3 separate regions of the Homo sapiens genome follow, and all the other regions are linked to region 3. The links are chromatin loops, found by intact Hi-C in ENCODE. Cell type or tissue: GM12878. All regions are shown on one strand. Each heading gives the region's core, and the rest is flanking DNA. Links, peaks and the distances in the headings are about the cores only.

Region 1 (10,080 bases), core at 1,076-9,075, 77 kb before region 3:
TGCCTGGCTAATTTTTGTCTTTTTAGTAGAGATGGGGTTTCACCATGTCGGTCAGGCTGGTCTTGAACTCCTGACCTCCTGATCCACCCACCTTGGCCTCCCAAAGTGTGAGCTACCGCGCTCAGCCCCAATTTTTGTATTTTTTATAGACAGGGGTCTCACTATGTTGCCCCAGCTGGTCTCAAACTCCCAGGCTCAAGTGATCCTCCTGCCTCAGCCTCCCAAGCAGCTGGGACCACAGGCAACCACCACCAATAATTTTCGTATTTTTTTTATAGAGGTGGGGTTTCACTATGTTGCCCAGGCCAGTCTCAAACTCCTGGGCTCAAGCGATCCACCCGCCTCAGCCTCCCAAAGTACTGGGATTACAGGCATGAACCACTGCACCTGGCCCAAAACCTCCTTCTTTAAAAAAAGACTGCTCACATTCAGGATGTGAAACTGCAGAGTGGCTGTACAAGATCGTTCAGACGAGGGTTAGGTGTGGGGCTGTGCTTGGCTTTAAATGGCCCAGGGGACTGGATGTTGGACCTGTGACATAAGCACTGCCTGACCAGCCTTAAAAATCCCTCCATGCTGTGGTACATCCATACAATGGAATACTACTTGGCACTGACAGCGGCCACACTGTTGAACTGCAAATCCACTGCGCTAAGTGAAAGAAGCCAGACTCGAAGACTGCATATGGTATGATCCCTCTATGTAACACTCCAGAAAATACAAAATGATGCCAGCAAAAAACAGATAAGTGGTTACCATGGGCTGAGGGTGGGGGAAGGGACTGACTACATAGAGGCCTGGGAGAATAGGGGGGACAGTGGAACCATCATATATATATATATATATATATATATATATATATATATATATATATATATATATATGTATTTTTTTTTTTTTTGAGACAGAGTTTTGGTCTTGTTGCCCAGGCTGGACTGCAGTGGCACGATCTTGGCTCACTGCAACCTCCATCTCCCAGGTTCAAGCGATTCTCCTGCCTCAGCCTCCCAAGTAGCTGGGATTACAGACATACACCACCATGCCCAGCTAATTTTTGTGTTTTTAGTAGAGGCGAAGTATCACCATGTTGGCCAGGTTGGTCTCAAACTCCTGACCTCAAGTGATCTGCCCGCCTCAGCCTCCCAAAGTGCTGGGATTACCGGCATGAGCCATCACGCTCGGCTAATTTTTGTGTTTTGAGTAGAGACAGGGTTTTGCCATGTTGGCCAGGCTGGTCTCGAATTCCTGACCTCGGGTGATCTGCCAACCTCGGCCTCCCAAAGTGCTGGGATTACAGGTGTGAGCCACTGCACCCAGCCTGTCCTCTATCTTAATAGTGGTGGTGGCACATGACTATATGTGGTTGTCAAAATTCATCAAAGTGGACACCTGAAAAGGGTGAATCTTACTGAGTGTAAATCTGACTTTTTAAAAAAATCTCTTCCCCCAGTGAAGAACTGATTGACACCAATATCTCCAGGCCAGTAGATGAGGATGAAATGTAACCAAAAACAGGCTCCAAACATGGTGGATATCGGCCAGGCACAGTGGCTCATGCCTGTAACTACAGCACTTTGGGAGGCTGACACAGGAAGATCATTTGAGCCCCAGAGTTTGAGAGACCAACCTGGGCAACATAGCGAGACCCTGTCTCTGCAAAAAATTAGCTGGGTGTGGTGGCACACGCCTGTGGTCCCAGCTACCCAGCAGACTGAGATGGAAGGATCGCTTGAACCTGGGAGGTTGAGGCTGCAGTGAGCTGTGATCACGTCACTGCATTCCAGCCTGAGTGACAGAGTGAGACTGTCTCAAAAAAAAAAAAAAATACACACACCAAAAAACATGGATATCAACCTTTTGTACTGACTGATATCATTAAGGCCTCATAAGCAGCTAGATCCAAATATTTACTGTCATCTGTAATTCAATTATTCACCCTTCTCCTGGCTTTTCTGTGAGGAGGGAAGGGCAAGAGTGTGGGTAGAACAGATGAGTTAACAGAATCTTCTCAACGTTAAAGACTGTCTACTTTGATTTATAAAAATCTTTGGTGTCTGCTGAACTCACATTTGCTAGAAAATGCTGGTGGTGAAGTGAGTAAGCAGAAATCTACTAATATTTATATCATTAGGCTGGGCGCGGTGGCTCTCGCCTGTAATCCCAGCACTTTGGGAGGCCAAGGCGGGTGGATCACTTGAGCTCAGGAGTTCGAGACCACCCTGGCCAACATGATGAAACCCCGTCTCTACTAAAAATACAAAAAAATTAGCTGGGCATGGTGGCACGTACCTGTAGTCCCAGCTACTCGGGAGGCTAAGGCAGGAGAATTGCTTGAACCTGGGAGGCAGGGGTTGCAATGGGCCAAGATCGTGCTACTGCACTGCAGCCTGGGAGACAGAGCGAGACTCTGTCTCAATTAAAAAAAAAAAAAAAGACTTGATTTTGATTTATCCCTTTTCCCTCATTCTGAAGGCCCCCCACAACCTCCTCACACCCCACTTCCAGGGACTCGGACATGTGAATAACCCTGGCCTATGCCAAAGCTTGGGCGATCTTTGCTCAGAAATAATCCTATGGCCACCAGGTTCTGCCTCTATCTCTGTCATGTGCTATGATGACCTGGAGATGGCTTTTAGGTCTAAACATTGATGCTAAGATTCATTTCCACCACCTGAGCCCCTCCAGGAGCTAATGTCTTTCACAGGGGGAGGAGCTGGGGGCTGGGGTGCTGACATCCCGGTACAGGGTCTTCAGGGGGCCACGCAGCACACACTCCCCAGGCATCTACTTTGTGACAGAGACAGAGACATGCAAACACAGTCCCGGCAGGGGACACATCCTCAATCAGCATCTGGAGGAAGGGACACAGAGGGAGGCCATGGGAGGGGGCCCAAACTGGCCTCAGAGTAAGCATTCCAGGAGCTGGTTCTAAATGCAAGTCCCCAGGCCCTTCCCCGGTGACTGTGTCTCACTAAGTCTAGGGTGGGGCCCAGGGACAGTATTTTTAACAAGCATACACACACACCCAGGAGGTTTTTATGATTAGCCATGTTAGGAAAACGCTGACACGGGGGAGCTCCTGCGTGCCTGGAAACGAAGCTGCTTGCTTAACCATTATGGTTCTGAGAGCTGGGAACCCTGATTGCATGATCTCCACCTAGCCGGTCCCACGTGGCCAGGGCAGAAAGCAAAACCCCAAAGCGAGGAGGCCGGTGGGGATGGCAGGGCTGGCGCCTGGGCAGTTTCCTCCGCTGGCCCCCTGCCACCCTCCGCACAAACACAGCCCGGCTGCCGCCTCCAATCCAGACCACCCACGGCAGCCGGGCATGATGGTCGCCGGGCTTTCCTCTCTTCTGTCCCCTGCACTTAGCCCCCGCTCACCCTTGAAGGATAACCTTTTCTCCTATGTATCCGGGAAAACTCCCAGGGGATCCTGCCCTAACTTCCTCCCCGGGGTTCCCATCTCCCTGAGTTCCCTCCTGTCTGCTCGCCAGCCCGAGTGCCGGATCCCATCTCCTCCCAAACTCTGTGACCTTCATCTCGCTCTGGAAATGACGTTCGTGCCTCTCTTGGAATGCTCTCTTTCTCCCCACCCCCGTCACACCTGAAAACAAGCTTGGGGCTCCCCCTTGTCAGGATGGGGAAGTCCATACCTTAACCTGGTCCATCTACAGATGTACCCGCCCTCCTCCCTCCTCCCTCCTCCCATCCTTCTCAGCCAAGTGCTTTCAAAACCCACTGTCTCTATGCCCCAGTTCCACAGTCAGAATCCTCCACCTGCATCTCCTTGACAGTGTTTTCCTGCCCTGTAGTTTAACATCTGTCTCCACTAGAATGTAAGCACCGCGAGGGCAGGGACCTTGGCCTTCTGCTCACTGCTGCAGCCTCAGGGCCTGCAACTGCCTGGCACACAGCTGGTCCACAACAGATCGTTGTTGAATAAGACATAACCACCGCTTCCTTGTTTTAAGAGCGTGTTTCTCGCAGAGTCCTCTAAAACAGTGTCTCAGCTGTTCCGGCTCCACCTCTGTCCCCAAACGTCCATCTGCTGCCAGGCTGTAGAGTGTAACTTCGGCTGGAAATGTGAGCCTGGCCATGTGACTCCCAAGTGTGCACCCTCTGACACTTGGCAAAGCCTCAGACAGAGTGAAGTCCAAGCTTCACTTGGCCTGAGCCCCAGCATCGTGTGCTGTCCCCAACACCACCCCAGCCTCCTCACGCCTCGTGACAGCCCCACACCATTGCCACACCAGGTCCGGGTTCCTACACATCCCCAGAGCCCTGTCTCTAGCTCCAAACATCTGCTGGGTGCTGCCCTCCCAAGAGTTTCATTTACTACTTTAGAACAAAATGGTGGATACCATGCCAACCTCCCCAGCTGGGCCAGGAGTGCCCGGAGAAGTGCAGGGCACCCACAGCAGATGTGCCAGCATGTCCGATGGCAGGACACAGAGCTGGGAAAGCGTGGACGGAGCCAGGCCTTGTCCATTCATGAATGGCAGTCTCTTTCACTCACGTCCGTGTGAAAAGACCACCAAACAGGCTTTGTGTGAGCAATAAAGCTGTTTATTTCACCTGGGTGCAGGTGGGCTGAGTCTGAAAAGAGAGTCAGCGAAGGGAGAAAGGGGTGGGGCCGTTTTATAGGATTTGGGTAGGTAAAGGAAAATTACAGTCAAAAGGGGTTTGTTCTCTGGCGGGCAGAGTGGGGGTCACAAGGTGCTCAGTAGGGGAGCTTTTGAGCCAGGATGAGCCAGGAGAAGGAATTTCACAAGATAATGTCATCAGTTAAGGCAGGAACAGGCCATTTTCACTTCTTTTGTGGTGGAATGTCATCAGTAAAGGCAGGAACCGGCCATCTGGATGTGTACGTGCAGGTCACAGGGGATATGATGGCTTAGCTTGGGCTCAGAGGCCTGACAGTCTCCAAGTCGGATCTGTCCCAGCAGCTGTCTCACAGATCCCCTCCATCCACTCCTATACGTGGACCCTTCCTCCTCCTGCTCCTCACCCCGGGCAATGCTGTTTTCACCTCTACTCCTAGAGAACACGGCAAACCCAACTGTACTTTGGCCAGAACAGACTTGAAAAAAACCCGAAAGTTTACTTTGGAAGGGAGTTAATAATAAAGGCTGGAAGGCATCTTCAAGGCGATAAACACCTCCTTTTTCCCTTCTCCCAGCCTTGGCATGGCACTGTCCCCGGGGGAAGCGCTTTCTGGGACACAAAACTGAAAGCCTCATGACAAGAGCCAGGGAGCCCAGAAACTGGGAAGGAGGAAGAGGACAGGACGTGGACGGAGCGGGCAACTTCATGAAGAGCCATAAAATGTGTTTCTCGTCTACCAAAAGCTGCAAAACCCTTTCTTTAACTCATGAGAGGCTCGGGGCTGAGAGCTGGGCTTTTAAAAGTCAGATTCGTGAAACCCTGAACATTGCCAAGAAGAAGGAACAATAATTCCTCCACCTCAAAGTTTCTAGAAACAAACACAGAAATAGAAGAGGCACTTCTTTGAATCCAAACTAAATTATTCTGTTAAGTATTGAAGGTTGTCAGAGAGATACAACCAGAATAAACATCTCTGATAATGGGAGCGCATTATAGTGAAAAGGTGGCAACTTTTTAAAACATCGACTATGCTATCTCTAAAATAAACAAAAAGAAGACAAAATTCTCATGACTTTTAGGCTCTAATTTAGGTAGAAAGGAAGTCAGAGAGAGATTTTCAAATTTATACTGTACAACTTGACCTTTAGATCATCGTTACAGTGTGATGAATTCTGAATTTCTGTTCACAAACCTCCTGACAACTGTATTAAGGTTCCATAGGATAGAAACAACTTCTCTTCTGATTAACCACAGGGATTTCAACAGGCTGTGATACACATTTAACATGGAAAACATTATTAGCCAGCTGATGGGGGTGAGGGGAAGAGAAAATGATCAAACAAAGCAAACTTCCTCAGCACGCCATACATGGTCTTTCCGGCTTTTAAAATATCCAAACATCGCTTTTTAAACTTTGATGATAGAAAACAGAAAGAACTTTTTTTTTCATCATTTCAAAGGAAAGCGCTACAAGTTTTTCTAAATTAGGGCTAAAAGACAGAATGGCTATTTTTAAATGTCTGGTTAAAAATTAGAAAGTCTCAAAGGTAAGCCACAAGTATGCGAACAAACCAAGAACACTGCTATTTCTGTTCAAGTACCAAAGACTGCAGTAAATGAATGAATGTATTCATCTTCACTTTATGATCAAAACGGTCAACGGGAGGTAAGAAATCGAAAACCTACTAAAACAGAAATGTTTATTTCCTATACAACATGACACCTACTGAAAATTCTGTAGAAATTCATCTGATCTTAATAGTAGAAGCATTTTCTTCGGCCAGTTCTAATTTTGAAAAAAAGAAAGAAAAGCTATAATAAAGTCCATTAAGAAATCTTAATCTCCATTAAGACAATGAATAATGTGAGAATATGGACTTAATAGTGTTTGTCTAGGAAAAAGGTAAATAGCTAGCTCTGAATTCTTTTTTAAAAATCTAATTCTTTTTTGTTGTTGTTGTTAAAAAAGGAAAATGTCCACTTAGTATAAATACTAACAAAGGCTCTGTATTTTTTTTAAACTCCTCCAAATCCCTGGAATAATGCCTGCCAACTAAAACACCTACTATGAATTTAGTAATGGGTTATGCAAACATAAATTATAAGGCCAGACATTTTAAAAGGAAAAAAAAAAGGTGATTTATCGAGGCACTGGAGACACGGTAGGAGAGAAGCAATATTTCAATTTTCCACATATTCCTCAACACTACATGTGTTCATGCAAAAAGAATTTTAAAATAAAAATGACTCTCGGCTCTTCTGGTTCTAATCAGTTCATTTACTTGAAAAGGGTTATCAACGAATTCATTTCCCACACTTATAATTGAGAAAATTAATATAAAGCCAAACATTTTATCAAGTTTCAAGTATGAATGAAAAGCGTGTCTCACGATCTGGTTTCAGTAAAAAGAAAAATACAAATATCACCTCTCCTTAGAGTGGCAAAAAGAGTTAAACCACATGTTCTGTTCTTAAATTATTAGCCCTAGAACCTACCCTGATCCTGTTTTTTACTTTAATTTCTTTATTTCTATTCACACATCACTTTTCCTTGTCTCAATTCACTGTTAAGTGAAACAGTATTTTTTCTTGATGGCGGCAAAGCAATCATTTAAATACGTATGAAATACCTTTCGTGGGTTGTTGATTTATAAACAAAATAAATGAAAATATACTTGTCTGCAGCTTTTAATTCAAGGAAACAGAAGCTATCACCTTTCCCCGAGCACACATCAACCAGGCCGAAATCTTCATTTTTCTTCACTTTGCCAGTGGCTGATGGTTTCACAAATGGTCATCTTCAAAAGCACATGTAACTGAACGAGCTGATCTCAAGAAAAGGCTTGAAAATGCTGCGCTCGTAAGCGATGCACGTTTTAAAATGCAAAAGTGCAAAAGAACATCTCTGCGCGTATTCCTGGTGCTGTGAATTCCTCCCTGGAGAAGGCTAATTTGAACACACACGCTTGCATGCGATATGGGTTCCTGGCACTTTGATTATGTGAACACACCTGACCCCAGGGAAATAGGCTGACGCCGGCCCCATATTTCAGACAAACCAAACAGCCAATAGACAGTAATGGCTTTAAGCTACTGATGGCCCGGGCCAAAAATGAAGCCGCACTTAATCTTCTGAAGGAAACTGTCAATGTTAGGAGGCCCAGGGCCGACATTTCCCTCGATCTTAATCACAGCCACCTATGATAACAGAGTGAGGTTTATTTTTATGCCTGGCTCCAGACACAATGATCAATCCTTCAATTTTGACGATTTTGTATCCCACACAATGAACCAGAGTAAGTGAAGTCCATGTAGGTAGTTTCCGTGGATCCCTCAAGTAAAATATAGAGAATGAAATTCACCTATGAATGAAATCTAAAACAATCAATCAAAACTTGAAAATGCCTTCTAAAGCCTCTCCAAATCTACAAATTTAATGAGATTCCAATAAAAGCCAATTTAAAATTTCCATCTAAAAAATAAGAATTCCTGAGGGGTACGGTAGCTCACACCTATAATCCCAGCACTTTGGGAGGGACTGAGCCCAGGAGTTTGAGACCAGCGTGCGTAACATAGTGAGAACCCCTCCCTACAACAAATACAAAAATCAGTCAGACACCATGGTGCATGCCTGTAGCCCCAGCTACTTGGGAGGCTGAAGTGAGGATCGCTTGAGCCCGGAAGGCAGAGGTTGCAGTGAGCTGAGATTGTGCCATTGCACTCCAGCCTGGGCGACAGAGTGAGACTCTGTCTCAAAAAAAACCTTCAGGCAGCTTTGCCACCTGTGGGCCTAGGCAAGTTACTCCTCCTCTCTGGGCCTCAGTTTCCCTCTCTTTGAAACAGAAATAAACACTGTACCTGTTTCGTAGGGATCCTGTGAGTGTTAAGTTAGTTAAATGCCTTTCCAGTGTTTAGAATAGTACTGGATATGCAGTAAGTGCTCACTAAATATCAGCTGCCATTATAAGCTACGACGGCTGTGTCCCTGAAGTTACTGAGCCCTCACAACAGTCTTCCTGGTTTACCCCATTCCACACACAATGGGACTGCCAGGAATATTTGCTGCACACATGAATGAATTCTGGGTAGGAAAACTCCAAGAGGCAGAGGAGGTGATGCCTTTTAAGAAGAAAGGGATGTGCCTAAGTCTTGGGCCCACAGGTAAGATCAATAGGAATAAGGACACCTATGGAAAAGGGACGAGTCTCTTGTTGCAAAATGTGTGGCTCTCAGCCACACAGAACCTCGGAGTCTCGCTCTGAAATCCAGGCTGGAGTGCAGTGGCGTGATCTCGGCTCACTGCAATCTCCGCCTCCCAGGTTCAAGTGATTCTCCGTCTCAGCCTCCTGAATAGCTGAGATTACAGGTGCACTCCACCACACCCGGCTAATTTTTGTATTTTTAGTAGAGACGGGGTTTCGCCATGTTGGCCAGGCTGGTCTCGAACTCCCAGCCTCAAGTGACCCGTCCGCCTCAGCCTCCCAAAGTGCTGGGATTACAGGCATGAGCCACCATGCTCAGCACCAACACCTCCTTTCTTAGACTGAACAACAGAGAGGTCATGGCTTGCTCAGATCTTGCATTCATTAAGTGGCCAAGTCAGAATCACAATCTAAGCTTCCAGATCCAATTATATACTCCTTTAAGGACACCAACTATATAACACAACATCTTCTTAAAATAAAGGGCCACAAACAAAATTACAAGACTCTGCATAACAGGCCAGTCATGCTCCTCGTAAACTCACTTTTATGCCACTCACATTTGCAAGTTAAAATGAAAAGCCAATGTTAGTCAATAACATGCTCAGTGACTAGTCCCACCCACACCACACGCGCTCCATCCCCCTAGCCAAAGAAAGAAGAAAACGAAGACAGCAAGTATCAGAGTTAGCATGGCTTGGTATCCAATTGTCATTTTCTTGACTGACATAATCTCAAAGTGGAAGGGGAGATTTTCCCACGCTTTGGCTTATAATCAATTCCGTAAGTTAAGAAGGCTTTCACAGGCCAATGGCAAATTTTAGGCTATAACGATATGTTCCTTCCTAAGTACCCTCCTAGAAAACATTCCCCCTGACATATAGAATCCTTTAAATGAGTATGCCACTTCAAAGAAATACTCAAAAGCAATTTTAAAAAAAATCTAATAGAAGAGGAATTGCTAATGGTTAAGTGACTAAAAATTTGGCTTCTGGGCCAGGCGTGGTGACGCATGCCTGTAATCCCAGCACTTTGGGAGGCCAAGGCAGGTGAGTCACCTGAGGTGAAGAGATCAAGACCAGCCTAGCCAACATGGTGAAACCCCATCTGTACTAAAAACACAAAAATTAGCCGGGCATGGTGGTTGGTGCCTGTAATCCCAGCTACTTGGGAGGCTGAGGTAGGAGAATCGCTTGAACCCGGGAGGTAGAAGTTGCAGTGAGCCGAGATCAGGCCACTGTACTCCAGCCTGGGTGACAAGAACAAAAATCTG
Region 2 (10,080 bases), core at 1,425-9,424, 580 kb before region 3:
CCAGGGCCAGGTGGGGGGCCAGGCTGGCGCCGGGCATCCACGGGGAGGAACTTGATCCAGCAGAGCAGCACCACCTCGGCCAGGAAGAGTAGGATGCCAAGCACGGTGGAGAAGCCCCAGGCCAGCTCGATGTAGGGGTGCATGCGCTCATGCGGGGACTCGCTGATGGAGTTCAGGTTGTGGATGTTGCTCACGGCCTCCACATTGGGCAGGATGCAGGTGCTGATGAGGAGGGCGAACAGGTGCACGGCCACCAGCACCGTGGTGCAGGCGCTGAAGGCAATCAGCAGCGGCCGCGGGTACTGGTACTGCGTCTCCAGCTGCACCTCCACCATGGCCACCTGCGGGGACAGCAGACGAGTGGTGCTGGGTGTGGAGAGGGCAAGGTATGGCCCCACCAGGGCCACCTGCCAGGCAGAGCAGGGGCTGGGCCAGGTTCGGGGGACAGGGTAGCCATGGGCTTGCCTGCTGGCAGGACTCACCCATGTTCTGGGCCCTGGAAGACCAGAGGGCAACCTCCTCACTGATCAAATGTTTCACATTTTCCTTTGTTCTAATTATCTAAAGAAGACTGCACTGAGAAAAACATCTCAACAGTACAGAAGAGGCCAGCGTGGTCGCTCACGCCTATAATCCCAGCACTTTGAGAGGCCAAGGCTGGTGGATCACTTGAGGCCAGGAGCTGGAGACCAGCCTGGCCAACATGGTGAAACCCTGTCTCTACTAAAAATACAAAAAGCAGCCGGGCGTGGTGGCAGGCACCTGTAATCCCAGCTACTCGGGAGGCTGAGGCAGGAGAATCACTTGAACCTGGGAGGTGGAGGTTGCAGTGAGGCAAGATTTCACCACTGCACTCCAGCCTGGGTGACACAGTGAGACTCTGTCTCAAAAGAAAACAAGCCACGAAAGTTAAAGAAAGAAAAGAAAGGAAAGAAAGAAAGAGAGAGAAAGAGAAAGAGAGAAAGAAAGAGAGAGAAAGAAAAGAAAAAGAAAGAAGGAAAAGAAAGAAAAGAAAGAGAAAAGGGAGGGAGGGAGGAAGGAAGGAAGGAAACAAAAGAAAGAAGTGAAAAACTGGCTGGGTACAATGGTTCATGCCTGTAATCCCAGTGGTTTGGGAGGTTGAGGCAGGAAGATCACTTGAGGCCAGGAATTCCAGGCTGCTGGGAGCCCCGATTGCACCACTGCACTCCAGCCTGGGGGACAGAAGGAGACCCTGTCTCTATAAAAAATACAAAATTAGCCGGGCATGGTGGCACATGCCTGTAGTCCCAGCTACTGAGGAGACTGAGGTGGGAGGATCGCTTGAACCCGGGAGATAACAGGCTGCAGTGAGCTATGATCACACCACTACACTTCAGCCCGGGTGACAGAGTGAGACCTCGTCTCTACAAAAAAAGGAAACTGACCTTTCAAAAGGTAAAAACTGACCAGGCACGATGATTCATGCCTGTAATCCCAGCACTTTGGGAGGCAGAGGCAGGAGGATCGCTTGAGCCCAGGAGTTTGAGACCAGCCTAGGCAACATAGTGACAGCCCATCTTGACAAAAAAAAAAAACAAAAAACGGAAACTGACCTTTTAAAACAGAACAACTGAAAGTGCGGAGAGTCCCCAGACTCAGAGCTGCACACCTGGATGGCCTCAGACAGACCACATGGTGCCTCCTCAGCAGAGGCCAAAAGCCCAGTGAGAGCCGGCATCTCTAAAGCTCGGGAAAGGTGACGGAAGTGAGGCCGAGGGTGAGGAGGGAAGCTGTGGAAAGGAGGCATGGCTGGGTCTGCTAAGGAAGCAAAATCATCAACCGTAGTCGGAGGCTACAGCAGGTAGAGTCTAAAACGAACAAACCAAGGAACGGCAGGCTCTGCTTGGTGTCTTGAAATGTGAGGTCAGCCAGGCGCGGTGGCTCACACCTATAATCCCAGCACTTTGGGAGGCCGAGGTGGGTGGATCACTTGAGGTCAGGAGTTCAAGACCAGCCTGGCCCGCATGGTGAAACCCCGTCTTTACTAAAAATACAAAAAATTAGCTGGACGTGGTGGTGGGCATCTGTAATCCCAGCTACTCAGGAAGCGGAGGCAGGAGAATCACTTGAACCTAGGAAGCAGAGGTTGCAGTGAATGGAGATCATGCCACTGCACTCCAGCCTAAGTGACAGAGCAGGACTTTGTCTCAAAAAAAAAAAAAAAAAAGAAGAAGCCTGGGGAAGGTTCTTCTACCCACTGTTTCCACTGTTTCCCTCCTAGACCTAAGCCATCCCTGTTTAAAGAAAAAAAAACAACAAAACTCAGGCCAGGTGCGGTGGCTCATGCCTGTAATCCCAGCACTTTAAGAGGCTGGAGGGTGGGGGGCGGGGGGGGGCGGATCACTTGAGGTCAGGAGTTGGAGACCAGCCTGGCCAATATGGCAAAACTCTTTCTCTGTGAAAAATACAAAAATGAACCGGGCATGGTGGCTCGTGCCTGTAATCCCAGCTACTTGGGAGGCTGAGGCAGGAGAATCGCTTGAATCTGGCGGGCAGGGGTTTCAGTGAGCTGAGATCATGCCACTGCACTCCAGCCTGGGAGACAGAGTGAGACCCTGCCACAAAAAAATAAATAAATAAAATAAAATAAAATAAAAAAATAACTCACAAGGCTGGGCCCCGGAGTTAGAGGCTGCAGTGAGCTATGAATGTACCACTGCACCCCAGCCTGGGCAATGGAGCGATATCCTGTCTGGGGAAAAAATAAAGTAAAAGATAAAATAAAATAATATATATGAAGATTTCATAATGTCCTTCAGCAACTGCCACCTCTTAGCAGCTCATTTCTTCACCTCGCTTTCAGTGGTGAGGGAACACTTCCTAGATAAAAGAAGATATGGCCGGGTGCCTGTAATCCCAGCACTTTGGGAGGCCGAGGTGGGCGGATCACCTGAGGTCAGGAGTTCGAGACCAGCCTGACCAACATGGTAAAACCCCATCTCTACTAAAAATACAAAAATTAGCTGGGCGTGGTGGTGGGTGCCTGTAATCCCAACTACTCGGGAGGCTGAGGCAGGAGAATCTCTTGAACCCGGGACGCAAAGGTTGCAGTGAGCCAAGATCGTGCCATTGTGCTCCAGCCTGGGAGACAGAGCGAGACTACATCTCAAAAAAGAAAAAAGAAGACATGGCAGTCCTAGTGGACCAGAGCCGAAAAACAACTCAGCAGTAATACAGTTGGGGCCCTTGTGAAACGTATCCAAAAACCAGTAGCCACGGAACATGGGCTGAGGGGTGGTTTTTCTCAGTGTGGCCCTGGGTTGGCTATGGTCACCTCAAAGGAAATGGCCCAAGTGACAAATATTACAAACCACAGAGGCCTCCAAGACAGGAAATAAAGATGATTATGAGGTAGGGGCAGGGCTTGCAAAAAGTGGTTTTGTTCCACCTTAAAAGGAGAAAAGCGGGCGCCTGTAGTCCCAGCTACTTGGGAGGCTGAGGCAGGAGAATGGCGTGAACCCGGAAGGTGGAGTTTGCAGTGAGCCGAGATCGCGCCACTGCACTCCAGCCTGGGCGACAGACAGCGCAAGATTCCGTCTCAAAAAAAAAAAAAAAAAAGGAGAAAAGGGGCTGAGTGAGGTGGCTCACACCTGTGATCTCAGCACTTTGGGAAGCTGAGGCGGGAGATCACTTAAGCCCAGGAGTTCAAGACCAGCCCAGGCAACAAAACGAGACCCCATCTCTATTAAAAAAAAAAAAAAGAAGAAGAAGAAGAAGAAGAAGAAGAAGAAGAAGAAGAAGAAAAGAGAAGGCAATTTTTCACTGTGTTTATGCAGCATTTTTTAAATTTAAATTAATTTTTTTTTTTTTATTGAGACAGAGTCTTGCTCTGTTGCCCAGGCTGGAGTGCAGTGGCGCTGTCTCGGCTCACTGCAACCTCTGCTTCCCGGGTTCAAGTGATTCTCCTTCCTCAGTCTCCCCAATAGCTGGGACTACAGGCATGCGCCACCACGGCTAATGTTTTTTTTTTTTTTTGAGACGGAGTCTCCCTCTCTGTTGCCCAGGGTGGAGTGCAGTGGCATGTTCTCGGCTCACTCCAACTTCCCCTTTCCGGATTCAAGTGATCCTCCCACTTCAGCCTCCCGAGAAGCTGGGGTTACAGGTGCCAGCCACCACGCCTGGCTAATTTTTGTTTTTTTGTTTTTTGAGACGGAGTCCTGCTCTGCCACCGAGGCTGGAGTGCAGTAGAGCGATCTTGGCTCACTGCAACCTTTGCCTCCCGGGTTCAAGTGATTCTCGTGCCTCAGCCTCCCGAGTAGCTGGGACTACAGGCGTGTGCCACCACGCATGGCTGATCTTTGTATTTTTAGTAGAGATGGGGTTTCACTGTGTTAGCCAGGATGGTCTCCATTTCCTGACCTCGTGATCTGCCCGCCTCGGCCTCCCAAAGTGCTCAGATTACAGGTGTGAGCCACTGCGCCCAGCCTAATTCTTGTATTTTTAGTAGAGACAGTGTTTCACCAGATCGGCCAGGCTGGTCTCCAACTCCTGACCTCAAGTGATCTGCTCACCGTGGCCTCCCAAAGTGCTGGGATTATAGGCATGAACCATGGCGCCCGGCCCTCCTTTTCATATTTTTAGTAGGGACAGGGTTTCCCCATGTTGGCCAGGCTGATCTGGAACTCCTGACCTCAAGTGATCCGCCCACCTCAGCCTCCCAAAGTGCTGGGATTACAGGCGTGAGCCACCCCGCCTGGCCTATGCAGAGGTTTTATGAGGTGGGGCCTTGGATCACTGGTTCTCTGTGTTGGGGGAAGAATACGCATCAAGAACTAAGCTTCAGGTTAGGCATAAGCACGTGTTGCTAGACAAAGGAACAGCTTTGCAATTCTAATGAGGGAAGACACACTATAAAGGGCGAACTCTACCCAGCAATCTGTACCTTTGCCTGTTCCCAGGGCCCTGCCCCGACTCAGCTACAGTTTCTGATGATTTGTATTTGTCACTTATTTTTCCCAGGCTGCCCTGCAGTGTGAAGAACGATCTGACCGGATGGCGCTATGCTAATCTAATCAAGCAGGTGCACTGCGGCTCCCCCAAGGCTCAGCTCCACGCCAGATGGTTCACTTGCTTCCCACTGCAGCTGGTGCTCTGTATCTATGAGTTCCACATCTGCAGATTCAACCAACCGCAGGTCAAAAATACTTGGGGGAAAAAAACAAAATGAAACAACAATATTTCTCCCTTGGTATAAGGTGAAGAAAAAAATAACAATAATTAAAGAAAAAAAAAACCAGCCTGGGCAACATAGCAAGAGCCACCTCTGGTTTTTTTTTTTTCTTTTTTTTTTTTTTGAGATGCAGTCTCGCTCTATGGCCCAGGCTGGAGTGCAGTGATGCAATCTCGGCTCAGTGCAACCTCCGCCTCCCGGGTTCAAGCAATTCTCCGTCTCAGCCTCTGGAGTAGCTGGGATTACAGGCATCTGCCGCCACGTCCAGCTAATTTTTGTATTTTTAGTAGAGACGGGGTGTCACCATGTTGGCCAGGCTGGTCTCGAACTCCTGACCAGGTGATCTGCCCACCTCAGCCTCCCAAAGTGCTGGGATTACAGGCGTGAGCCACCACACCCAGCCAGCTTTTTCTTTTAAATTGCACCATCAATCTAACAATTGAGGCTCCGGCCTACAGAAAAACAATAGAGGCTGGGCACGGTGGCTCCTGCCTGTAATCCCAGCACTTTGGGAGGCCGAGGGTGGCGGATCACCTGAGGTCAGGAGTTCGAGCCCAGCCTGGCCAACATGGTGAAACCCCATCTCTACTAAGAATATCAAAATTAGCTGGGCGTGGTGATGTGTGCCTGTAGTCCCAGCTACTCGAAAGGCTGAGGCAGGAGAATCGCTTGAATCCAGGAGGCAGAGGCTGCAGTGAGCTGAAATCACACCACTGCACTCCAGCCTGGGTGACAGAGCAAGACTCCATCTCAAAACAAAAACAAAAACAAACAAAAAGAAAAACAATAATTGTTTTCACATAAGGAAACAGGCTGGACAAGGTGCAATGCTAGCACTTTGGGAGGCCGAGGTGGGAAAATCACTTGAGAGTTCAAGACTGCAGTGAGCCATGATTGCACCCCCGCACTCCAGCCTAGGCAACAGAGCAGAGAACTTGTCTCTGAAAAAAGAAAAAAAAAATTAGCCAGGCATGGTGGCACGTGCCTATAATTCCAGCTACTCAGGAGACTGAGGCAGGAGGATGGCTTGAGCTCAGGAGGTAGAGGCTGCAGTGAGCCATGATCACACCACCGCCCTCTCCAGCCTGGGCAACAGAGTGGGACCCTGTCTCTAAAAACAAAACAAAAAACAAATAAATCACTTCCACCCAATAGGACCTGTGAGCATACTGTTGTGTCCTCACTGTGAGTCCTTAACCTCTGGGACAATTCCCTCCAGGGGTGTGGGTCAGCGGCTTTGGAGTCAACAGGAGATGGGCCCCTTGTCAGAGCCGCAGCTTTGTCGGAAACTGACTCTTGTCCTAGGGGATGACTCAGAAGGAAGGCGGCCGCTGGGAGCCAGGCCAAAAGCTCTCCTTTGTCACCCTGGAGGCCAGATTCCAGGAACGTCTGCATCGCTAACTGGGCTAAACTGATCCAACCCCAATCAATCTCTGAGGCCCTGCTCAGAGATCCCTGAGAGTTCCAAACTTTTGGGTGGTGCCTGAGACGGGGCAGACATGGGCGCCTTTTCTCAGGAAACCCTGTACCATGCAGCGATTTGATTTGATTTTATCTTTTTAATTAATTAATCTATTTATTTCGAGACAAAGTCTCACTCTTGACCAGCTGGAGTATAGTGGCGTGACCTTGGCTCACTGCAACCTCCGGCCTCCCAGGTTCAAGCGATTCTTGTGTCTCAGCCTCCCAAGTAGCTGGGATTACAGGCGCCTGCTACCATACCCAGCTAATTTTTTTGTACTTTTAGTAGAGACGGTGTTTCACCATGTTGGCCAGGCTGGTCTCGAACTCCTGATCTCAAGTGATCCACTCACCTCGGCCTCCCAAAGTGTTAGGATTACAGGTGTGAGCCAACACGCCTGGCCAAAATAAATAAATAAATTTTATTTTTTCTTTTTAGAGATGGGGTCTCACTCTGACGTCCAGGCTGGAGTGCAGTCGTGTGGACATAACTCATTGAGGCCTCCACCTCCTGGACTCAAGTGATCCTCCTGCCTCAGCCTCCCAAGTAGCTGGGGCTATAGGTGCACGCCACCACGTCCGGCTAATTATTTATTTTATTTTTGTAAAGACAGGGGTCTCCCTGTGTTGCCCAGGCTGGTCTCAAACTCCTGGCCTCAAGCTATCCTCCCACCTTGGCCTCCCAAAGTGCTGGGATTACAGGTGTGAGTCACAGAACCTGAGCTACTATAATTACCCCGCACCAACCTCCCTCCTTGCTAAGCAAATACTTGATGTGAACAGGACAAAGTGGGCTTTCTGAAGATTCTAGAGCTGGGAGCCCCTGGCAACTCCCAGCGCCCCCACTCGCACTGATAGAGTCGTCCTCTTAGAGCAGCTGGGACGTGGGTGGATGCTTCCTACTGGTCCATCCTGGCTGCCAGAGACTGGAGGGAAGGCTCTGGTCCCTGAGGCATCCCGGGACCTCAGTTAGCAAAGCCCATCTGACCAGTGTGCTCCTCACTTGGCGCCCACACTCACCATGGCAAAGCCGGAGAGGAGGGCGGAGGTCCTGCTGGAGGCCTTCAGCTTGGCCCTGCTCAGGTAGAGCTTCCGCCACGACAGGGCCTGTACCGAGTGGTGGTTAGAGGTGACCAGTTCCAGGTAGCTGCGGCGGACCCAGTCCCGGTAATCCATGCCCTTATGGCCGGGCTCAGGGCAGGCAGGAGCAGAGGGGTCGATAGGCACGTTAAGCTCAGCACTCATGGTGGGAGCCAGGCTAAGGGTGGGAGAGAGACATGCTCAGACATCCTAGGTTACTGCGGCCTGGAAGAGCTAGACTCCAAGCCCATTCAACCTACAGAGGCTGCCATATACAGCCCACGCCAGAGCCCAGGGGTTTAGAAAGTGCCCAGGACCTAAAGTTATGTTTCTTTGTTTGTTTGTTTTTGAGACAGTGTCTCACTCTGTCGTCCAGGCTGGAGTGCAGTGGGGCAATCTCACCTCATTGGAAACTCCAGCTCCTAGGTTCAAGCAATTCTCCTGCTTCAGTCTCCTGAGTAGCTGGGATTATGTGTCCGCCACCACGCCTGGCTAATTTTTGTATTTTTAGTAGAGACGGGGTTTCATCATGTTGGCCAGGCTGGTCTCGAACTCCTGACCTCAAGTGATCTGCCTGCCTCAGCCTCCCAAACTGCTGGGATTATAGGTATGCGCCACTGCGCCCAGCCTTCCAGGACCTAAAGTTATGAAACCTGGATTTGACTCTACTGTGTGATTCTGAGCATGACAGCTGACCTTTCTGACCTGGCTCTTTCATCGTGAGAATGGGGATATTTCCACCTGTAGGACTTTTTATTTATTTTTATTTTATTTGATTTGATATATTTTTTTGAGACAGTCTCGCCGAGTTGCCCAGGCTGGAGTGCAGTGGTGCAATCTCTGACTCCCGGCTTCAAGCGATTCTCCTGCCTCAGCCTCCCAAGTACCTGGGACTACAGACGCCCGCCACCATAGCTGGCTAATTTTTGTATTCCTAGTAGAGATGGAGTTTCACCATGTTGGCCAGGCTGGTCTCAAACTCCTGACCTCAGGTGATCCACCTGCCTCAGCCTCCCAAAGTGCTGGGATTACAGGTGTGACCCACCGCGTCCAGCCTACTTTTTTTAAAAATAGAGACAGAGTCTCATTCTGTTGCCCAGGCTGGAGTGCAGTGGTACGATCACAGCTCACTGCAGCCTCGAACTCTTAGGTTCAAGGGAAGCTTCTGCCTCAGCCTTCTGAGGAGCTAGGACCATAAGCACAGGACCATGCCTGCTAATGTTTTAATTTTTCCTAGAGACGGGAATCTCACTATATTGCCCAGGCTGGTCTTGAACTCCTAGCCTCAAGTGATCCTCCCTCTTACACCTCCCAAAGTGCTGGGATTACACGTGTGGGCCACTGCACCCGGCCTCACCTCTAGGGCTTTTGAATAAGATAATGCATCTGAAGACGAAAGACTTCTTCCAACATCCAGGTGCCAGCCATGGAATAAACATTTCCAAGTAGCTGCTAGTTTCACAGATCCAACTTACATTTTATTATTTTCTAAATTTATTTATTTTTTGAGACAGAGTCTCGCTCTGTCACCCAGGCTAGAGTGAAGTGGCGCAATTTCGGCTCACTGCAACCTCCGCCTCCTGGGTTGAAGCCGTTCTCCTGCCTCAGCCTCCCGAGTAGCTGGGATTACAGGCATGTGCCACCATGCCTGGCTAATTTTTATATTTTTAGTAGAGACAGGGTTTCGCCATGTTGGCCAGCCTGGTCTTGAACTCCAGAGCTCAGGTGATCTGCCCGTCTCAGCCTCCCAAAGTGATGGGATTACAGGTGTGAGCCACCGCACCTGGCCTTCAACTTAAATTTTGATCAGTACAGTTCACCCTAAGAAAAATATTGGACTTACATAACTAAAGCCACATCCAAGCTACAAGGCAAACTTTTAGCAAGATGAAAAATGAAATCCACCAACTCACATGACCACATTTTAAGGAGAAACAGAAGGCGGAGATGCCTGGACTCACACCTGGTAAACATCTGGTTTGACTAACACGGATTAAACATCAGAAGGACAGATCTGTCAAGATTTGTGAATTTAAACCCAAATCTCCACTAAGTAGGGGATTGGCGGTCGCGTGTGTCCCAAGGAGCTGGGCTGCTCGGCCACACGCCAGGATCCAGTTCTAATTAATCTGCAGGGCGTGCTTCAAGGGCACAGGCATCTTGTGGTTTACTTGACATCAAAAAGAGTGACTTTTCCAGCCTGGCCAACATGGTGAAACCCTGTCTCCACTAAAAATACAAAAATTAGCCAGGTGTGGTGGCGGGCTCCTGTAATCCCGGCTACTCGGGAGGCTGAGGCAAGAGAATCGCTTGAACCCAGAAGGCGGAGGTTGCAGTGAGCCAAGATT
Region 3 (10,080 bases), core at 600-8,599:
CTTTTTATAGGCAGGAGGAAAAACCCACCTTTTTATAGGCAAGTCAGAGGAAAGGGGGCAGGTTCTGAGCCAGCCCAACAGAAGGGCCTTCTTAGAAACTGCCTTCCCAGTCTCTGTGCTGGGGACTTATGGAAAGGATCACATTTCACAGGCAGCAGCTGAAGGACAACCGCAGGCTGGAAGGGCAGGCGGAGGAGGCCACTGGTGGCCTGGTGTCAACCGTAAAGCCAACTGCACAGCGTGCAAGTCCCGCCTACGACAACACACAATGTATTATATTCTAGGGACCCACCAGACTGGAAGCTCTTGGAGGACTAGAAGGACTCTGACCTTCCCGCCACACACCCCCGAGACCAACAGGAGTGTCTGCTCCATGGCTAGATGCTCCATAGATGTTTCTTGAGTTTCTGACTATGTCAATAGATATCATCAATCCATTTATTCAGAGAAAAAAAAATTCAAAGGAAATAAATCAAAACATTAGGGGTGGCCGGGCACAGTGGCTCATGCCTGTAACCCCAACACTTTGGGAGGCCAAGGTGGGCGAATCATATGAGGTCAGGAGTTTGAGACCAGCCTGGCCAACATGGTGAAACCCCATCTCTATTAAAAATATAAAAATTTGCCGGGCATGGTGGCAGGCGCCTGTAATCCCAGCTACGTGGGAGGCTGAGGCAGGAGAATCGCTTGAACCCGGGAGGTGGAGGTTGTAGTGAGCCGAGATTGTGCCACTGCACTCCAGCCTGGGCCACAGAGGGAGACTCCGGGAGGTGGAGGTTGCAGTAAGCCGAGATCGTGCCACCGCACTCCAGCCTGGGCCACAGAGTGAGGCTCCGTCTCAAAAAAAAAAAAAAGTTAGGGGTGATGATAACTCTGGTACTGGGATTATGAGTGACTGACACATGGCTACCAGCCAGCCTGGGCATGCAGAAATCTCACTAGCCCATAAGCACCAGCACCACCAAATCAGGACTGGTCAGGACTTCTTCTCCACCCCACCCCACCCCACCCTACATGTGCCTCTGCAGCACTGAGCCCCCAGTCCTCCGCCTGTCCCACCCTCAGTAGACAGGGGCACCCAGGGGGCCAACCAGCACCAAAACCAGCTTTGCAGCCCAGCATCTGCAGTGCATGCCGGGCAGGCAGTTTGTTAAATTCAAATGACTGAACCATTTCCATTCCAAAAGATTGGGGAAAAAACGGGTTGCAAATTTGCACCTGTTACTGGCTCTTAACAGCTAACTGCTAAATGTGGAAACGCAGCTTCCACTTAGTAGACTCTGTTCTTTAGAGAATCAACTATTACGCAGAGACGCCATTGCACTTGAAACCATCTGCCAGACATTAAAAAAGTGACCAGGAGTATGCGTGCAAGGACTGGTGGGCGCAGCTAAAGGAAAATGTGCCAATTCCTGCGACCAGCAGACACGGGGCAGAAATGTGGGTTCGAAGGAGCAGGGTGGCTGAGATCCGTTCTAAAGCAGGTCAGGACCTAACACATTCAGAGATGCAGATTTCTAGAGACAAAAAAAACTAGTGCAGGCCGGGTGCAGTGGCTCAGCCTATAAACCCGGCACTTTGGGGGCCTGAGGCAAGAGGATCGCTTGAGGCCAGTTCAAGACTAGCCTGTCTCTACAAAAAATTTAAAAATTAGCCAGGCATGGTGTTGCCCACCTGTGTTCCCGGAACCTCACAGGCTGAGGTGGGAGGATCACTTGAGACTACCAGGTCAAGGCTGCAGTGAGCTATGGCTGCACCACTGCACTCCAGCCTGGGTGACACAACAAGACTCTGTCTCTTTAAAAAAAGGAAAGAGAGAAGAAGAGAGGGGAAGGAGGGAAGGAAGGAAGGAAGGAAGGAAGGAAGGAAGGAAGGAAGGAAGGAAGGGAGGAAGGGGAGATAAAAGAGAGAGAGGATAAAGGAAAGGAAAGGACAGGACAGGACAGGAAAGGGAGGAAAGGAAGGAAAGACAGACAGACTAGTACAATCCTCTAGTTTTATAGATGAAGAAACTGAGGCTCACAAAAGAGCAGTGGCTAGCCCCAGGCCCTGGGACAGGTGATGGCAGGTGACAGCAGGTGACACACTGAACTTAGCTCACCTCTCCCCTGGGACCCCACAGAGCATCATTCTGCCATGCCACACAGCAGAAACTCATCCTTCATATTGTTCATTTATGTTTTAGGTGTGATCGTGGTATTAGGTATTTTTTTCGAAGTGACATTATCTTTTAGAGATACATACTGAAATATTTATGGAGAAAATAATATGATGTCCTTTTCAAAATTCCAGGAGTAGGCAGGGGCGGAGATGAAACTAGACAGGCCAATAGTTTGGAACTGATCATGCTGGGGGCAGCACACAGGGTTCATTATTCTCACCTCATGTGTGTCTGAAATCTTCCACCAGGAAAACATTTTCTTAAGAATCTGTTCAAAATACCAAACAGCGACAATGCATCTATCCCCTTCAAGGAGAGTCTCTGCTACTAATCTGGGCCTTCCAAAAAAAGAAAAAAGGAAGAAGAGGATAGGAGAGGGGAGAAGGGGGGAGAGACAGAGAGAGAGAGGAAAAAGCAGGCAGAGACAGAGAGACAGAAAGAGAGAGGAAGGAAGGAAGGGAGGAAGGTAGGGAGGGAGGGAGGGAAGGAAAAAGAAAGGGGAAGGAAGAAAAGGAAGGAAGGAAGGAGCAAAGAAAGACAAAGGAAAGAAGGAAATAAGCCAAGAAAAGAGAAAGAAAGAGAAGAAAGAAAAGAAAGAAAAAGGAAAGAAGGAAAGAAGCAAAGAAAAGAGAAAAAGAAAGGACTGAGAGAGAGAGAGAGAGAAAAGCAACCTTCTGCTAGGATCTTAAAGATACTACCCATGAAGCCTTCTGGCTGGGAAAAATTTTCAAAAAGCACCATTGCTCAATAAGAAGAGGGAACATATTCAACAAGTTATCAAGTCTGCAGAGAGAACAAGCCATGTCAGTATGAGATCATTAAATCAGCATTCTGGCAAAAAACGGTATTTCCAAACGTTCTGATGACAGCTGGATCAAACCCGCCAATACCTGACAGTAATAAATACAGTTATTTGGGAAGAAAAATAGGGAGTGACCTTACAGCTCCACTGAAATAGGCCAAATACGGGAAGCTTGAGGCGGTAGGAAATGGAAAAGAACAGCTAATATTTGGCAAGCTTCCTTGATGATCAACAAATTAAAATGTTAAGGAAGCAATTTGTTGAGAAAAGATATTTTTAAAAGAAGCTGAATCACGCAGGTTCAGCCCCGGATACGGTCAATTGGTAATTTTTAAATCATTTTTTAAAAGTTAATGTGTTCAGCCTCTAGAAATGGCATTTGAGACATCGCTGAGTTAATCATAAGCCGCCTCTCCCCCAGCTCAGGTGCAGGGAGGGATGCCTTTGCTGAGTTACTCTAGGGCTCTGCTCTCAACCCCAGGCTCAGCAGGGACTGCAAACCCAGCTCTCATGGGCAGTGCCTTTAGTGACAAGGGCATAAACAAAACTATAGCCTGAAGTCGAGCTAGAGTTTCCAAAGGCCCTCTGGTTGCCGGTCCATTTTCAATCATTAGCCACCTGACCTACTTCCAAATCTAGAAAGCCAAACAATACCGGATTTCTTCAATTAAAATACTGCTGGTTTTCACAACGCATGAAGGGAAGACTTTCTTGTGATTAAACAGCCATTCCCTGGGAGACCGAGGGAAGCGGATCACCTGAGGTCAGGAGTTTGAGTCCAGCCTGGCCAACATGGCGAAACCTAGTCTCTACTAAAAATATAAAAATTAGCCGAGCATGGTAGCGAGTGTGTGTAATCCCAGCTACTCAGGAGGCTGAAGCAGGAGAATCTCTCGAACCTGGGAGGCGGAGGTTGCAGTGAGCTAAGATCGTGCCACTGCACTCCAGCCTGGGCCACAGAGCAAGACGCCATCTCAAAAAAAAAAAAAAAAAAAAAAGGCATTCGCATTCTAAGGGCCAAAGTATACCCTCACTAAACCACCACAGCTCACAACTAACTCACTCAACATAGGGCTCACTGAGCATTTGCTGTTGTGGGTGCTAAGAACAAAGTCATTGTTTTCAGAATTCAAACATTCTTTCGGGTGAGAGGAGTGGAAGACACAGGTTTTATAAGTAGGGGATCATGTGCAGATAAGTCATTGAAGAAGAAAAAGTCAGGGAAGGCGGGAGGGACCAAGAAGGGATGGGTGAGGATGGCTCCTCTGAGAAGGGGACATGTGAGCTGAGACCTAAGAAAGTAAAACCTAACCATCACAAACCAAAGTCGGCCTCTAAAATGGGATCCCCACCACCAACCCCAAAACCAGATACTACAATGCTCTTGGCCGGGTTTTTAGCCATGTGCTTGGTTAGCTGCTGCTTAACTTTATTCTTAAGGAATCTACATACTGCATTTTTTTAAAGCAGGTTCCCTGGTAAGAAACCCTACTCCTCAGAAACAACAAAAATAGTATGTTCTGTTTTCTCTTTTTTTGAGACAGAGTCTCGCTCTGTTGCCCAGGTTGGAGTGCAGTGGCACCATCTTGGCTCACTGTAACCTCCGCCTCCTGGGTTCAAGTGATTCTCCTGCCTCAGCCTCCCGAGGAGCTGGGAGTACAGGTGCGTGCCACCACATTCGGCTAATTTTTGTATTTTTAGTAGAGACGGGGTTTCACCATGTTGGCCAGGCTGGTCTTGAACTCCTGACCTCAAGTGATCCTCCCACTTCGGCCTCCCAAAGTGCTGGGATTACAGGCGTGAGCCACCACCCCCAGCCCTTACTGTTAAATGACCATGATGAAGCTGATTTCTACAAATACACCAGGAGGAAGAGCTAAGGGGGGAAAAAAATTCCCTGCAAAATAAAACGAAACAAAGCTCCTTGCAATTATGCAAAGCTATAGCACAGCTAAGTTATTCTGAGCTAACTCAACCTAGAGGGGTGACGGCCTGGCAAAGGGGGTCATCCGACCCAGCCAGACAAGCTCCGTCTTTCCCTTCCTGCTTCACTCATTTCTGAAAAGAACAGTTCCAGTTTAAAGTAACCCAGCAAATTCATCCTCAACGGGTGAAACCCCATCCTCGCTTCACCTGACTCAAAGCGTGCGCTGCTTTAATTCAAAACAGCTGACTTCGGAGGCCTACAGTCCTCATTTTTCATCCGTCCCCATCATACCAAAAGCAGACTATGTAAGTAAGAGCGGTGAAAGGCCTTTCTGTGCTGAAAACATATTTTATGTATTGAAAAGTACTTGGTGGCCACGCATCTTAACTCCTGAAGAAGAAAATAGTTATTTCTTTTTATTTCTGCAGATATTTCAAAAATATGATAGGTATTGAATGCTAGGCCTGTGACAGGCAAAATGCCCTGTAGGAGGTGCCCGGGTTTCAGAGTCAAGCACAGCCCCCAATCAGATAAGCAGAGGCCTGGGAGAGGGAGGACATCAGGACCCACGTGACGCTAACACCGGGCGGGGTAAGGGCAGGAACATGGCGCAGGCCCAAAAGTGGCCCGCGGCGGGTGGTACGGGGCAGGACAGAGTCCACCTGCTGGAGAGGATCTGAAGGGCCTCGTCCTAACAGAAACAGGAACCGGAGCTGGGCAGGACTTCAGAGGCTGAAGGATGGGAGAGGGAGGGTGCGCCCAGGAGGAGGCACAGCTTGAGCAGAGGCGTGGCTGCATGACCGCGGAGGGAGGGTTCACACCCGGGGCCTGTGGTACGGCTGGCAGGCGTGGGAGAGCCAAGGTGGGGACACAGAGAGGTCAAGGAGGCCGAGGCCGAAAAGGGACCACAGAATTTGGCTACAAGAAAGCAGTTTCAGTTTAACGATGACAAGGGAGCCCGAGTGAAGAGGAAAACCTGTCAACTCCTCGTGAAAGTCGGGAGGGTTTCTGCGTAGAAAAAAACAGCGTTCAGCAGCTCAGTTGGCTGCCGTGAAGTCATCAGAACTAGAGGAAGAGTTGGACTTGCTCTAGTGAGGACAGCTTTTGAAGTCACTAACCACAAGGAGGAAGCCTTCCCCTCTGGGCCTGCAGGAAACAGATTGCGTGGCTTTGTCTGTCCTGGCTGGGGAACGCATGACACGCTGAAGGGTTTTCCAGCTCTAGGGAAGAAAATTCATCTTTCTGTAAAGTCCACTTCGTCTTCCATTATCTACCAGACTTCTTGATGGGACCATTTTTAGAGCCTTCAGTGAAAGAATGGAAAACACTAACTTGGATAAACAATTAAGAGTAGGGAGGGAAATAGGTGAAGACGCAACTCTGATGAAATAAACAAACCGCAACCGTGGAATAACATTCTGGTTATTATGGGTCGTGATTAACGGCTCCCTGCGTTGATGGCTGAAAACTTGTGCTTTACTGCACACTTCCAGCAGAATTTAGCTGCTTTTTTCTTTCTTGTTTCCTTTTTTTTTTTTTTTTTTTTTTTTGAGACAGGGTCTCACTCTGTCACCCAGACTGGAGTGCAATGGCTTGATCATAGCTCACTGCAGCCTTGACCTCCTGCTGGACTCAAGCGATCCTTCAGCCTCAGCCCCCAAGGAGCTGAGACTACAGATGCACGCCACCACACCTGGCCAATTTTTCTTATTTTTTGTACAGACGGGTTCTTGCTATGTTGCCCAGGCTAGTCACAAACTCCTGGGCTCAAGTGATCCTCCCGCCTCAGCCTCCCAACGTGCTGGGATTACAGGCGCTAAACCAGCACTTAAGCTGCATTTTTTTTTTTTTTTTTGAGCTGGAAACTCCTTCTACCGCCCAGGCTGGAGTGCAATGGCACAATCTTGGCTCACTGCAACCTCCGCCTCTCGGGTTCAAGCGATTCCCCTGCCTCAGCCTCCCGAGTAGCTGGGATTACAGGCGTCTGCCACTGCGCCCAGCTAATTTTTGTATTTTTAGTAGAGACGGGGTTTCACCATGTTGGCCAGGCTGGTCTGGAATTCCTGACCTCGTGATCCACCCGCCTTGACCTCCCAAAGTGCTGGGATTACAGGCATGAGCCACCGCGCCCGGCCTTAAGCTGCTTTTTAACACATGGGGAGAACACAGAGAAAGTACCAAAATGAATGTTGTAACTCAATTCTAAAATACGTGAAAATATACTGAAGACTCTTCCATTGCATCATCTTGTAAATTCAGGTGAAATCCTGCCTGTCCCTACCTAGGCCTCATTTTCCTTATCAACCTATGAGAAACGACCAGGCATTTCTTGGGTCCCCAGCACCCTGGAGAAAGAGACCACTCGGAGGACACGGCCCCTCACCTCATGGTCCCCCTGGCAGGCAAGGCCACCGGGCCAATTAATGGAAGTCAGTGACCAGCAACTGGAAGGGCTACAGGGTTTGGGAGGAGATAGAGCCTCTGAGGTTGGAAAGGCGGCCAGGGTTTCACTGGGAGGCAGGGCCTGGGCCAGGCTCCAAGGGACGGGGTCCAGCCCCCAGCAAAGCATCAGCACACACTTCAGCAGGAGGTAAGATGCCACGGCACTGGGGAAATTTTTAAGCAAGAGGGAAGAGGATGCATTAACAGAGAAGAGGGAGGTCACCATTGTGGGGCATTGCAATCCAAATTGAGTCCAGGCCGGGCGAGGTGGCTCACACCTGTCATCCCAGCACTTCGGGAGGCTGAGGTGGGAGGATCACTTGAGGTCAGGAGTTTGAGACCAGCCTGGTGAAACCCCACCTCTACTAAAAATACAAAATTAGCTGGGTGTGGTGGCACATGCCTGTAGTCCCAGCTACTTGGGAGGCTGAGGCACAAGAATCGCTTGAACCCAGGAGGCGGAGGTTGCAGTGAGCCAAGATGATGCCACTGCACTCCAGCCTGGGTGATAGAGTGAGACTTCATCTCAAAAAGAAAAAAAAAGAAAGAAAACTGAGTCCATTTTTAGTCCTTTGAAGTGTGCAGGTGTGTGTGACTAAAAACAGGCAGAACCATCACTGTTGAGAATGGGGTGCCACAGAAATGGGAGACAGGGTGTCATTTCTTACTCCAGCAATCGGAGGAGGCAACTGTTAGGAACAGCCCCCACTGGCTGAGCAGTGGCCAAGAGGCACCTCACTTTATGGAGGGGGTCCCTTCCAAACACTAAGAACTTAGGAAGTTCTCGCCACCCAGAGATAAGGGAATGGAGATGCCCAACCCCTAAATGATGGAGGCAGGATTTGAGCCCAGGCCTCTGGTGCCAAAGCCCCCACTGCTTCCTCATCCCATCACCACCAAACAGGCTCCTATGCTTAGGAGACTGGCTTTCTGAGCATTTCATAAAGTTGCTCTGCAGACAGACTCCAAACTTGTGTTAATCATATGTTACCCGCTGGCAGCCCGGCTAGAAGGCGCTCACAAAAGATGACTTTGAAAGACAAAACCAAAACCGAAGTGTTTCCTATGAAACTGGTATCATCACACACAGCCTTGCCCCATGCACACATTTCAGAATTGTCCGACATCCAGTTCAACATGGCAGACGATCCTGTTTGCTTTGGAACAGAAAGGTATAAACTCACCTGACAAAGAGGACAGGAAAGCAAGAACAAATGAAAAGCCCCCAAAATCTCAGAAGCTGGAAAGCGCTGGAAAGCACTGGAAAGCCGAAGCCGCCTTTCCAGACAAGCCTCAAGATGGAGCAGGCCGCCTGCAGCAAGCAAGCTCATTCGAGCTGCAGGACTTGGAGGCCGGGCAGGTGTGCAAAATGCCACTGCGGTCAGGTCCCTCCTGCACTGTGGGCAGAAGACTGGGGTTTCTCATGACCATGGGCAGGGGGCTGAGTGAATATCCCAGCACATGCCCCAGCCTGGTGCCTAGAAGACAGGTGGTCAGACTAACAGTTCCCAACTGCACCACCCAGCAGGAACACTGAGGGCTCCTTGCTAGAGAAACTGACCAGTCCAAGAGAATGAGCCACTGATACCCATGCCTGGGGGCTCCCCGCAACTAGACACCTGGGTTAATTACTTACGGTGGGGGCCACCAAAACTGCTCTTTACCCCGACACACACACACACACACACACACACACACACACACACCCTTTCTATTGCCATGCTCTGATATATGAACAAACAACAACACGTCACTAGGCATTTGAGGAAACCTCTAACTGGGACCAAAACAAAGAGGGAAACGAGGAAAACAGACAAAGCGACAGGACAAAGGCTAAAGAAATTTGGGTCTAGCCGCACAACTGGGTTTAAGCATCAGAGAAAATAAATGGACCACAGTTATAACAGACAACCTCACAGATAATGTTGCAGTAACTCAAGTTCAAAAGGCAAATCCTGCAAGTCTATTGCAGAATAATACCATTTTTATAGAGCTCAAACTCAGGGAAGAGTAATCATATACTACTTAAGCATCTATTCATGGGTGCAGAAAATACATTATTTTAGGCAAGAGCATAATAAATACACTACTTAGGATGGGTCACCTGTCCCAGAGAGGGGGCAGGGAATAGGAGGTGGGAGGAATATACAGGTGGATGCAATTGACTGGCAAAGCTCTGATTCTTAGGGTTGGGTGGAGGGTTCCTGGGTGTTCACTGTATTATATTTTGCAACCAAAATGCATGGTATGCAACTGTTTATATATTTTTAAAAAACATTTTACAAAGTAAAGACAGTAAGAATTCAATGCAGAGGCCAAGCACAGTGGCTCATGCCTGTAATCCCAGCACTTTGGGAGGACGAGGCAGGTGGATCACCTGAGGTCAGGAGTTCAAGACCAGCCTGGGCAACATGATGAAACCCTGTCCCTACTAAAAATACAAAAAACTAGCCAGGCATGGTGGCATGTGCCTATAATCCCAGCTACTTGGGAGGCAGAGACAGGAGAAATGCTTGAACCCAGGAGGTGGAGGTTGCAGTGAACCAAGATCACTCCATTGCACTCCAGCATGGGCAACAAGAGTGAAACCTCATCTCAAAAAAAAAAAAAAAAAAAAAAAAAATTCCAACGCAGAGAACAGAAGAAAACTTTTTTAAAATTTTTTTATTTGTTGCAACAGGTTCTTGCTCTGTCGCCCAGGCTGGAGTACAGTGGTGTGATCTCGGCTCACTGCAACCTCCACCTTCA

What was found. Hi-C counts contacts between places; a loop is a spot of excess contacts. Peaks named below come from ENCODE experiments on the same cell type or tissue, not always from the same donor. Only the 100,000 strongest peaks of a DNase experiment are listed, where the experiment ranks them.
Region 1: a loop joins it to region 3, with 4 times the contacts of the local background. A loop is called at or near these places in 4 of 110 quality-filtered maps.
Region 2: it touches region 3 in a loop (6-fold over the local background); 2 of 110 quality-filtered maps call a loop at or near these places.

The regions. Positions count from the first base shown.
Region 1 is chr7:101,929,863-101,939,942 of GRCh38, reverse strand. The region is part of intron 2 of CUX1 (cut like homeobox 1); the gene reads right to left. Among named protein-coding and RNA genes, the nearest start is that of CUX1, 120 kb to the right of the region's middle. RefSeq lists enhancers at 2,819-3,390, 3,391-3,962, 3,878-4,017, 3,963-4,534, 4,535-5,106. In GM12878, for the core only: no CTCF peak of the experiment used is centred there; a DNase peak (open chromatin) is centred at 6,002; H3K4me3 peaks cover 1,218 bases; H3K27ac peaks cover 288 bases.
Region 2 is chr7:102,436,774-102,446,853 of GRCh38, reverse strand. It overlaps ORAI2 (ORAI calcium release-activated calcium modulator 2), which reads right to left. Exons shown (of 4, transcript NM_001126340.3): 3 at 7,673-7,910; 4 at 1-341. The coding sequence starts at 7,897. Among named protein-coding and RNA genes, the nearest start is that of ORAI2, 8.2 kb to the right of the region's middle. RefSeq lists enhancers at 1-362, 1,732-1,811. In GM12878, for the core only: no CTCF peak of the experiment used is centred there; DNase peaks (open chromatin) are centred at 1,623 and 5,073; H3K4me3 peaks cover 1,751 bases; H3K27ac peaks cover 4,880 bases.
Region 3 is chr7:101,852,543-101,862,622 of GRCh38, reverse strand. All of the region lies in intron 1 of CUX1 (cut like homeobox 1), which reads right to left. Among named protein-coding and RNA genes, the nearest start is that of CUX1, 40 kb to the right of the region's middle. RefSeq lists enhancers at 1,051-1,764, 5,572-5,701. In GM12878, for the core only: a CTCF peak has its summit at 5,550; DNase peaks (open chromatin) are centred at 5,072 and 5,702; H3K4me3 peaks cover 2,126 bases; H3K27ac peaks cover 3,165 bases.